Linked DNA regions of Homo sapiens: region 2 is linked to region 1. The links are chromatin contacts, found by Hi-C or POLR2A ChIA-PET in ENCODE. All regions are on one chromosome and are shown on one strand. Each heading gives the region's core, a stretch centred on a gene start or an enhancer-like site at or near the end of the contact. The rest is flanking DNA. Distances are from core to core; before and after follow the strand shown.

Region 1 (3,839 bases), core at 479-2,978:
TTTAGCTCTTACTTTCAATTTTGATTTGCTTTTGATTAGACACAAGTAAGGAGTGAAGCCAGACACAAACCCAGCTCTTCTCATTTGAAGTTCAGAATTCTTTCCCCTGCATTCCATAATTTCTCCATATTTATCTCAGAGGACTATGCAGAATATGACAGTGGGTTACCATGGAATATCTGGGCAAGGAGCTCTAAGAGTAAAACTCCAGGCCAAAGACAAAACAAGTATTCAAATCCCAAGGCATCTCTGTGAGATGACAGATGCTCTTGTCTGCTCTTCAGATCCGAGGGGTTTCCGGAGGGCCAGCAACCATGCCCCCAACACGTAGATGGCTTAGCTTGCCTAAGAAGGGCGGGCATTGTAGAAATCTGGACAGTTCTGCTGACCTTCCTCTTTCTGTCTCCCCACTCTTGATTTTTTATGTTAGTCCCCATGGCACACCCTCTTTGTGAAGTCTCTCCAAATGGAAGCACAAGCTCTCCCGAAGGATCCCACACCCCACAGAGTGATCTCTAGGGTTGCCCATAGCAACAGCTGGTACCATGGAAAAAAGCCTTCCTTTCATCCGTCAGAGCTGGGCAGTAGGACCCTCTCCCAGGACCCCAGGAACAAGGTCTTTTTCTAGCTCTGCTATGGAAACTTGGGTGACACACATCACCTCTTGGAGCCTCAGTTTCCTCATTTACCAAATGAGGCTGATGTGAAGTCATTTTAGAGTCCCACTGAGGACCACTACTGTGATTTTCCTTCACCAACATGAGATACATGTGGCTGGTTTCAGGCTCTTTCCTGAAGCAGATCTTAGTACTGGGGAGGATGGACGGTGATGTCGCCACTGAGAGTGATGAGAGAGAGCAGACCCACCACCAGCTGCCCTCCTGATCCTTGGAAGGCCAGTCTCACATCTCAACATTCCCAGCCACCTTGTTACCAACGCTTGTGGAAAATTTGATTTGGACAGAAGGGACTCCAGCCCCTTTTAAGTATACATATGCACATGCTTTAATTATTAACTGCTTAATGTTGTCATTGAAAATATTTATTTTAATACTACTCTAAAAGAGTGAACATTTTTCACGTATTGACCCACAGCTGATTTCTTATCTGCTGTTACCAAGAACAAGAAAGGAGAGAATAAAGCTGAGGAAGGTGGCAGGCTCGATAAATGTTAGATTGAACTGTTCTTTTTCAGTGCATGCCCTGCCCTTATCACTGATATTGCCATTTTCTACTTTCTTTTTTTTTTTTTTAAAGTGTATTTTGAAGGCAAATAAGAAAAGAGAGCTATGGTGTAGTCTGGAAAACCAGGGTGTTTACCGTTTAGAGGAACCAGAAGTTCATAAGGGCCTGGCTGGACTAAGAAATGACAGCTCAGCACAGGGAAGGGGGGAAAAAAACCAACAGCAGCAGCAGCAGCAATGCAAGAACAAAACATTTTAAGAGATCTGGCCAGAACTGGTCTGTACAAATCCCCAGCTTGGCCTTCCTCCTCCACTCCCCCTGGCTCCCAGGCCTGTTTCCCGGAGTAGTAGCAGCCTTGCCTCCCCTTAAGAAACCTGCCCACAACTCACACTCCCTACATGCCAGTCATGCACACTCGTGTGTGTCACACCCTCTGCTCATCCCCCCACCCACTGAAGTCAGACCATGTGTGAGGGAGGATGAGAAGCCGGGGAAGAGGAAGACAGCTCAGCTGGCTGGCCCTGGCCCCTGAAGAAAACAAGCAGAGGCAGGGAGGGAAACATACTGTTCCCTGCAATCTGATCACCTCCGTGCAAGCCTCTGGGCTACACACCCAGGCCCAGGCCCAGAGGCCACGCTAATGAGACCAGGCAGGAAAAGTGAGCTGGTGACTGTTCCTGGGCAGATTAGAAACACATTGTGGAGAAGTGGGGGCACGGTGAGGGTGTGCAGGGCAGTGTGGTTGAGGCTGGGTGTGGGGCTGGGGCATGCGGGCCCAGAAAGGAGCAGAAGAAGGACTGCTGTCTTTCTGAGCTCTGATTCCAGCTCCTGGGGTGGCCCCCTGGCAGCTGCTGAGGCCTCACAGTGAGAAATCTGGAACAACAAAGGCTCTGGGACAAAAGACTCTCTGGCCAGAGGGGCTGCTGCTTTACAGGGGCCAAAAGCTTCACTTCTGAGGGGCACGTGGGTCCACCAGTGTGGGAGGCTGCAGGCTGAGAGGCAAATGGGGTTTATTGAGGAAAGGGAACAGATGTTTATTGGGCATTTGCTGGGTGCCCCCATTAAGCTAGGCTCTTTTTATGTATTTCACTGTGTTTGAGATCACTGTGAAATCCTCACTGCATCGGAAAATGGGAAGCAAATAGCTTTTTTCTTTTTATTAGGTCAGTGACACCTAGAGTTCGCCCAATATCACATCAGTGCCATTTGTTTGAAAAGTTAACCAGAGGCCAGCTGGGATTTTTGTCACTAGGAAAACAATGTAGCATGCGCTTCTTTAGCTTCCAGTCCAGGCAAGGACCTTCGGGGGTGTGAGGATGGAAGTATGTCTTCATGCTTTCTCCTGTGAGCCGCCAACCCACAGAACTGCTGGACCCTCAGCCCTTCAAATCCATCCTCCGGGAAGGTGCCTCTCAAACCTGCAGGGCCACCGCTGAAGTTCTCCCACGGACTCTACTCTAGCGCCCTCTGGTGGCCACCACTGCCAAGCCTGGTTGACTTGACTGGGAATTTCTGGTTAATAGCAGCTACGTTAATATCACTTAGCCCAGCTTTGTGAAGGTTCACTTGTGCTTTTACTTCACCTCTGATTTCTGCGTTATCATTACTCTTTCCATGTTTCCACAGCCTTTGTCAGTTCTCTGCTGCTTCATCTACGTTATTTTCATGGGGACCTGTGTTATTTTCATGGGAACCCCAAAATCAGGGAGATGTTTTCTTACCAAGATCTTTGTTTTGTACTATATTGCCAGTGGACCAACTTCGTTTTATTGGAATTTTTTTTTTTATTTTCTGGAGGATCTTTCTCCCTTCCTCCCCTTAGGAATTCAGGACACATTTCTGAAAGACTGGTTTTACTATGTGAGAAGCACAATGTTGTATACTATTTGAATTTGAGCTTCCCTTGTCCAGGGACGGAGTGTGGGCATGCCACCTCTGTTCAGTTATGGGGTGAGTTTCTTGGCCGCCTGGGACCCCTGCCTCCCGCCCAAGAATGCAGGTGAGAGCGTTTGCCCCTGGTTTTGACCAGGATGCCCAGTCCTGGTGTCTGAATTCCACCCATGAAGCCTGACCAAGCACAGTGGGAAAATCAGCCTATGGCCAATGGACATGGAGGCCAAGTTTGAGGGAGAGGGAGTTTGCCCAGAGTGGCAGCTGCAGATATGATCTGAAGGGTAAATGCTCACTGCAAAACAGGAGGGGAGCCAAGGTCAGAACCAGAGAGGCAGGGTCAGGCAAAGGGCATAGAGAAGAGCAAGAAGCTAGAGAGAGGAGAGGAGGCACACACACAGTTGGGACCAAAGAGGCCAGGTGAGATCTGGGAGGGGATGGTGAAGAAGCACAAGGCAAGGATGCCAGGGCTCTCATCAGGGGCCTGCTGTGTGTGGCATGGGTCTAAGTGGGTAAACCACAAGTCTGCAGATCTGACCTAGTTCACAGAGCCAAATGTACTCTCCAGATGTCAGGTTACTGTTTCTCCAGGGAGGCCCGTCAAGACCACAGGTAAATAGAATCCCCAGTAAGCCAGCCCCATGGCACAATTCCATGGATATAGAGCATGGGTATCTCTGGGGCCTTTGTCACACGAGTGTAGCTGGTGGATTAGCAGGGCCTTTATTTATGTCGGGCTTCATTTACTTGTTAATTTGTTCTTT
Region 2 (3,918 bases), core at 292-2,791, 73 kb before region 1:
GCGTAGGCACCCAAGGGAATCTCCTGGTCTGCGGATTGCAAAGACCATAGGAGAAGCATAGTATCTGGGCTGGAATGTACCATTCCTCAGGGCACAGTCCCTCATGGCTTCCCTTGGCTAGGGGAGAGAGTTCCCCAAACCCTTGCACTTCCCAGGTGAGGTGATGCCCCACCTTGCTTCTTTTTGCCTTCCGTGGGCTGCACCCACTGCCTAACCAGTCCGAATGAGATGAGCCAGGTACCTCAGTTGGAAATGCAGAAATCACCCGCCTTCTGCATTGATCTCACTGGGAGCTGCATACCAGAGCTGTTCGTATTCTTCCATCTTGCCAGCCCAGTCCTAATTTTTGTATTTTTAGTAGAGACGGGGTTTCACCATGTTGACCAGGCTGGTCTTGAACTCCTGACGTAAGGTGATCCGCCCACCTCGGCCTCCCAAAGTGCTGGGGTTACAGGCATGAGCCACCGCGCCTGGCCCATAACACACATTTTTAAGGTTTTTGCTGTTTACTGCTCTCCTTCCTTTCATAAGTTTATATGGAGTTAAAATTCTATGATCAGTGTATGAGTGTGTTCCCCTTACACTTTTCAAACTACATATTTCCATTCTGAGTAATCCTTTTTACAGCTCATCTCAACTAGCACTCAGATCAATATTTGTCCAGTCCTGCCCTTCCTTGTCCTATGTGTACAGGACACAATGCTCCTAGCAAGAAAGTTCACACCCAGTAGGAGGAATAACAGAAGTTTTTTTGTTTGTTTGAATCTAAAAATGCTGAGGGTGATTAATTCATGAAATCTTATTTTTTTTCAAATTATATTAGACTATCCTAAAGAAAAAAAGAACAAAGGCAAAATATTTTTACCTCAACCCATTGTCATATTGATAATCTTCAACTTTCTTTCTTTTTTTTTTTTTTTTTTTTTTTTTTTTGTATTTTTAGTAGAGTTGGGGTTTCACTGTGTTTGCCAGGCTGGTCTCAAACTCATGACCTCAAATGATCCACCCACCTTGGCCTCCCAAAGTGCTGGGATTACAGGTGTGAGCCACCATCCCTGACTGATAAACTTCAACTTTCAATATGCAGATCTACTTGTACATTTGTGATTCTTCAGAAATGGGACATGGCTGCTATTTTACCTCCTTTGAAGAAATCTAAACTTCTTGAGATCAGGAACCATTCTTCTATACCTTTTATAGAATAAGTTAGAGAACCATAAGATGGTAGACCTGGAAGCAGCCTCGTATTTCTCTAGTCTGAGTTTTTCTACAGATGAGGAAAATGAGTCCCAGAAAGGTGGAAGAACTTACCCATGATCAATAGCTATTTAGAGGCCAGCTATTAGAACCTGTGTAACCTGACTCCTCTTTCAATGCTCTTACCAGTGCCTGTCCTCAAAGGTAAATCTATGAAGAAGAGAGAACACTGCCTGTCTTAAGTAGGTTAATAAAAAGCGCTTCTCCGAATCATTCTGAATTCCGTTAGCTGGACTCATACAATGTTTGTAAGACTTGAATGGAATGTCTGCTTCCAAATAGTATGGCTTTCTCATGGGTCACTGGAAGGAATTAGTCATAAATGAACTCTCAGGAAAAGGTAGGATTCATCCACCATAAGGAGTTACTGAATATCAACCAATTAAATTTTGGAGTCTATTCCATCCAAGGACAATCATTTTTGTTTTGTTGTGTTAGTGTTGTAGATCAAATCTTTTATCCTAACCTTCTGTTGGCTGGTATGTGCTCACAACTCACCATCCATCCAAAGCAGATAAATACTTCAGAACATAAGAAAAACATATTTAGTTTAATTTGTTTGCATCCTGTTTTTAAATGACTTTTTTCATGAACTGGAAACATTCAGATTAATGAAATAAAGATTTTAAATGGGGATGTACAATTAAGAAAGAGAAAACTAATTTCCAGCCACCATAAGAGGCAAAGCAGTAGCTGGGATTAAATATAAAACTTGACCAAGACTATGGTTGTCATAGAAAAAGATTAAGAAAGGGAAAAGAAACAAAAAGGAAGAAAGAAAAAGAGACAGAAGGATTGATATAGAATAATTCTCATTATCTAAGAGGAGGAGGTATTAAGTGATATAAGGTTCTCTATATCAATCTCAGAGTGGACAAAAAAGTTGAATTCTCATGACAATTTTTGATAAAAGCCAACCCCCTCCACAAAAACATAAATATAGTAAAGGCATTTATTTGAGATGGTAAGGTGATGAGGTTCAAGTTTACAGGTATTTGGTATTCCAGGCTAATCTGACAATAAAAATTAAAATATTTAGAGGTATAGATAGATATCATGTTTCTCAGACTCTTAACTAAATGCTTAATAAATATAATAAGTTCAGCTAGATTTTTGGTATGACTTGAGAGTTGAAGTTAGACTTCCAGGAAGCTGTTCTATTTTGCTAATTAAAGACAAATGCATATGCTTGGGAAACTAGATAAGTGGGTGGAAGGACATGTGTTATAGCAATAAAGGAGCCTACCAATAATCTGATGAGGAAGGAAGTCATGCTTCTTCTAAATACAGGTGACCCGCTAGGATCTATGCTTAATGAAAACTCCAAAATTTGCTGGGCTAGAATGGCATGAATATTTCAAGTTGAGCCATCACAGCTTGGGAAAAACATTTGTAAGACTTGTGTGGAATGTCTACTTCCAAGTAGCATGGCTTCCTCATGGGCCACTATAATGAATTAGACTTAAATGAACTCTCAGGAAATTGTATGATTCATCTACCATAAAGAGTTATTGGATATCAACCAATTAAATCTTGGAGGCTGTCCCATGCAAGGACAATAATTTTTGTTTTGTTGTAGTTAGTGTTTAGCTCTTTTTCCTGGTTAGTGTAATAAAACCATGCTGTCTGCATATGCACTTGGGCTGTCCACTTACAATTGGGACCTGATACTTCTAAAAGACTGTTCCTGCCTTGCTGATTTTGGCAGTGGAGTTAGAATGCAAATTTTGCAGCTCTCTCTGGGAACCTACATTGAATTATTTTACAGCTTAATTCATGACCAGTGAATGGGAGGGATGCATTCTTCCTATTAGCTAGACTTGTGAAATATTTTTAAAGGATGTTTTGATTGATTGGTTGCCTCATTGTGTTAACTGGGGGGCACCTCTCCAGAAACACTTGGTTCTGAGGCATCTTTTACAATATAAATCACAACGGGTCACTCTGTAGTCAAAAATCTTTCATGCCAGACGTGGTGGCTCATGCCTATAATCCCAGCACTTGGGGAAGTGGAGGTGAGTGGATCACTTGAGTCCAGGAGTTCGAGACCAGCCTGGCAAACATGATAAAGCCCCATCTCTGTTAAAAATACAAAAATTAGCCAGGTATGATGGCGCATGCCTGTAATACAAGCTGCTTGGGAGGCTGAGGCACAATAATCGCTTGAACCCGGGAAGCAGAGGTTGCAGTGAGCCAATATCATACCATTGTACCACACCTGGGCACAGATTGAGACTCTGTCTCAAAAAGAAATATGTGTGTGTGTGTGTGTGTGTGTGAGTGTGTGTGTGTGTATATATATATAGATAGATATATATTTCATATCCTTACCTCACTCTTAAGTGAAATCTAAAGTCTTCAACATGATCCGTTAGGCCTATGTGGTCTGGCTCTGCCTCAGTCTCCAGCCACCCGCCTTTGCTAGATAGGTCGAGGATCCTTAACCTTAAAATCCAAAATCCAAAATTCTTCAAAATTCAAAACATTTTGAATGCTGACATGACATCATAAATAGAAAATTCCACACTTGACCTTATATGATGGGTTGCAGTCAAAACAGTCAAAAGTTTGTTTCATGCACAAAACCATTAAAAATATTGTATAAAATTACCTTCAGTCTATGTGTATAAGGTGTACTTGGAACATAAATGAATTTTGTGT

The links. Hi-C counts contacts between places; a loop is a spot of excess contacts on that map. ChIA-PET counts read pairs that join two places held with the same protein, here RNA polymerase II (POLR2A). Pooled maps may share reads with other maps.
Region 2: a map of mammary epithelial cell shows a loop between it and region 1 (12-fold over the local background). The contact joins two enhancer-like sites. A Hi-C loop is called at or near these places in 12 of 168 maps with a recorded cell type or tissue (Caco-2, PC-3, breast epithelium and 7 more) and 8 of 50 pooled maps. POLR2A ChIA-PET finds 5 or more read pairs at or near these places in 1 of 52 experiments (MCF 10A).

The regions. Positions count from the first base shown.
Region 1 is chr1:182,142,165-182,146,003 of GRCh38, reverse strand. No RefSeq gene overlaps it. Among named protein-coding and RNA genes, the nearest start is that of ZNF648, 82 kb to the right of the region's middle. RefSeq lists enhancers at 1,109-1,776, 1,777-2,445 and a silencer at 2,454-2,630. Within about 2 kb of position 1,728, at least 28 of the 41 ENCODE cell types and tissues checked have a DNase peak (open chromatin) inside an H3K27ac peak, as active enhancers do; they include mammary epithelial cell, where a contact is called at or near this core.
Region 2 is chr1:182,214,879-182,218,796 of GRCh38, reverse strand. All of the region lies in intron 2 of LINC01344 (long intergenic non-protein coding RNA 1344), which reads left to right. Among named protein-coding and RNA genes, the nearest start is that of LINC01344, 97 kb to the left of the region's middle. Within about 2 kb of position 1,541, at least 4 of the 41 ENCODE cell types and tissues checked have a DNase peak (open chromatin) inside an H3K27ac peak, as active enhancers do; they include mammary epithelial cell, where a contact is called at or near this core.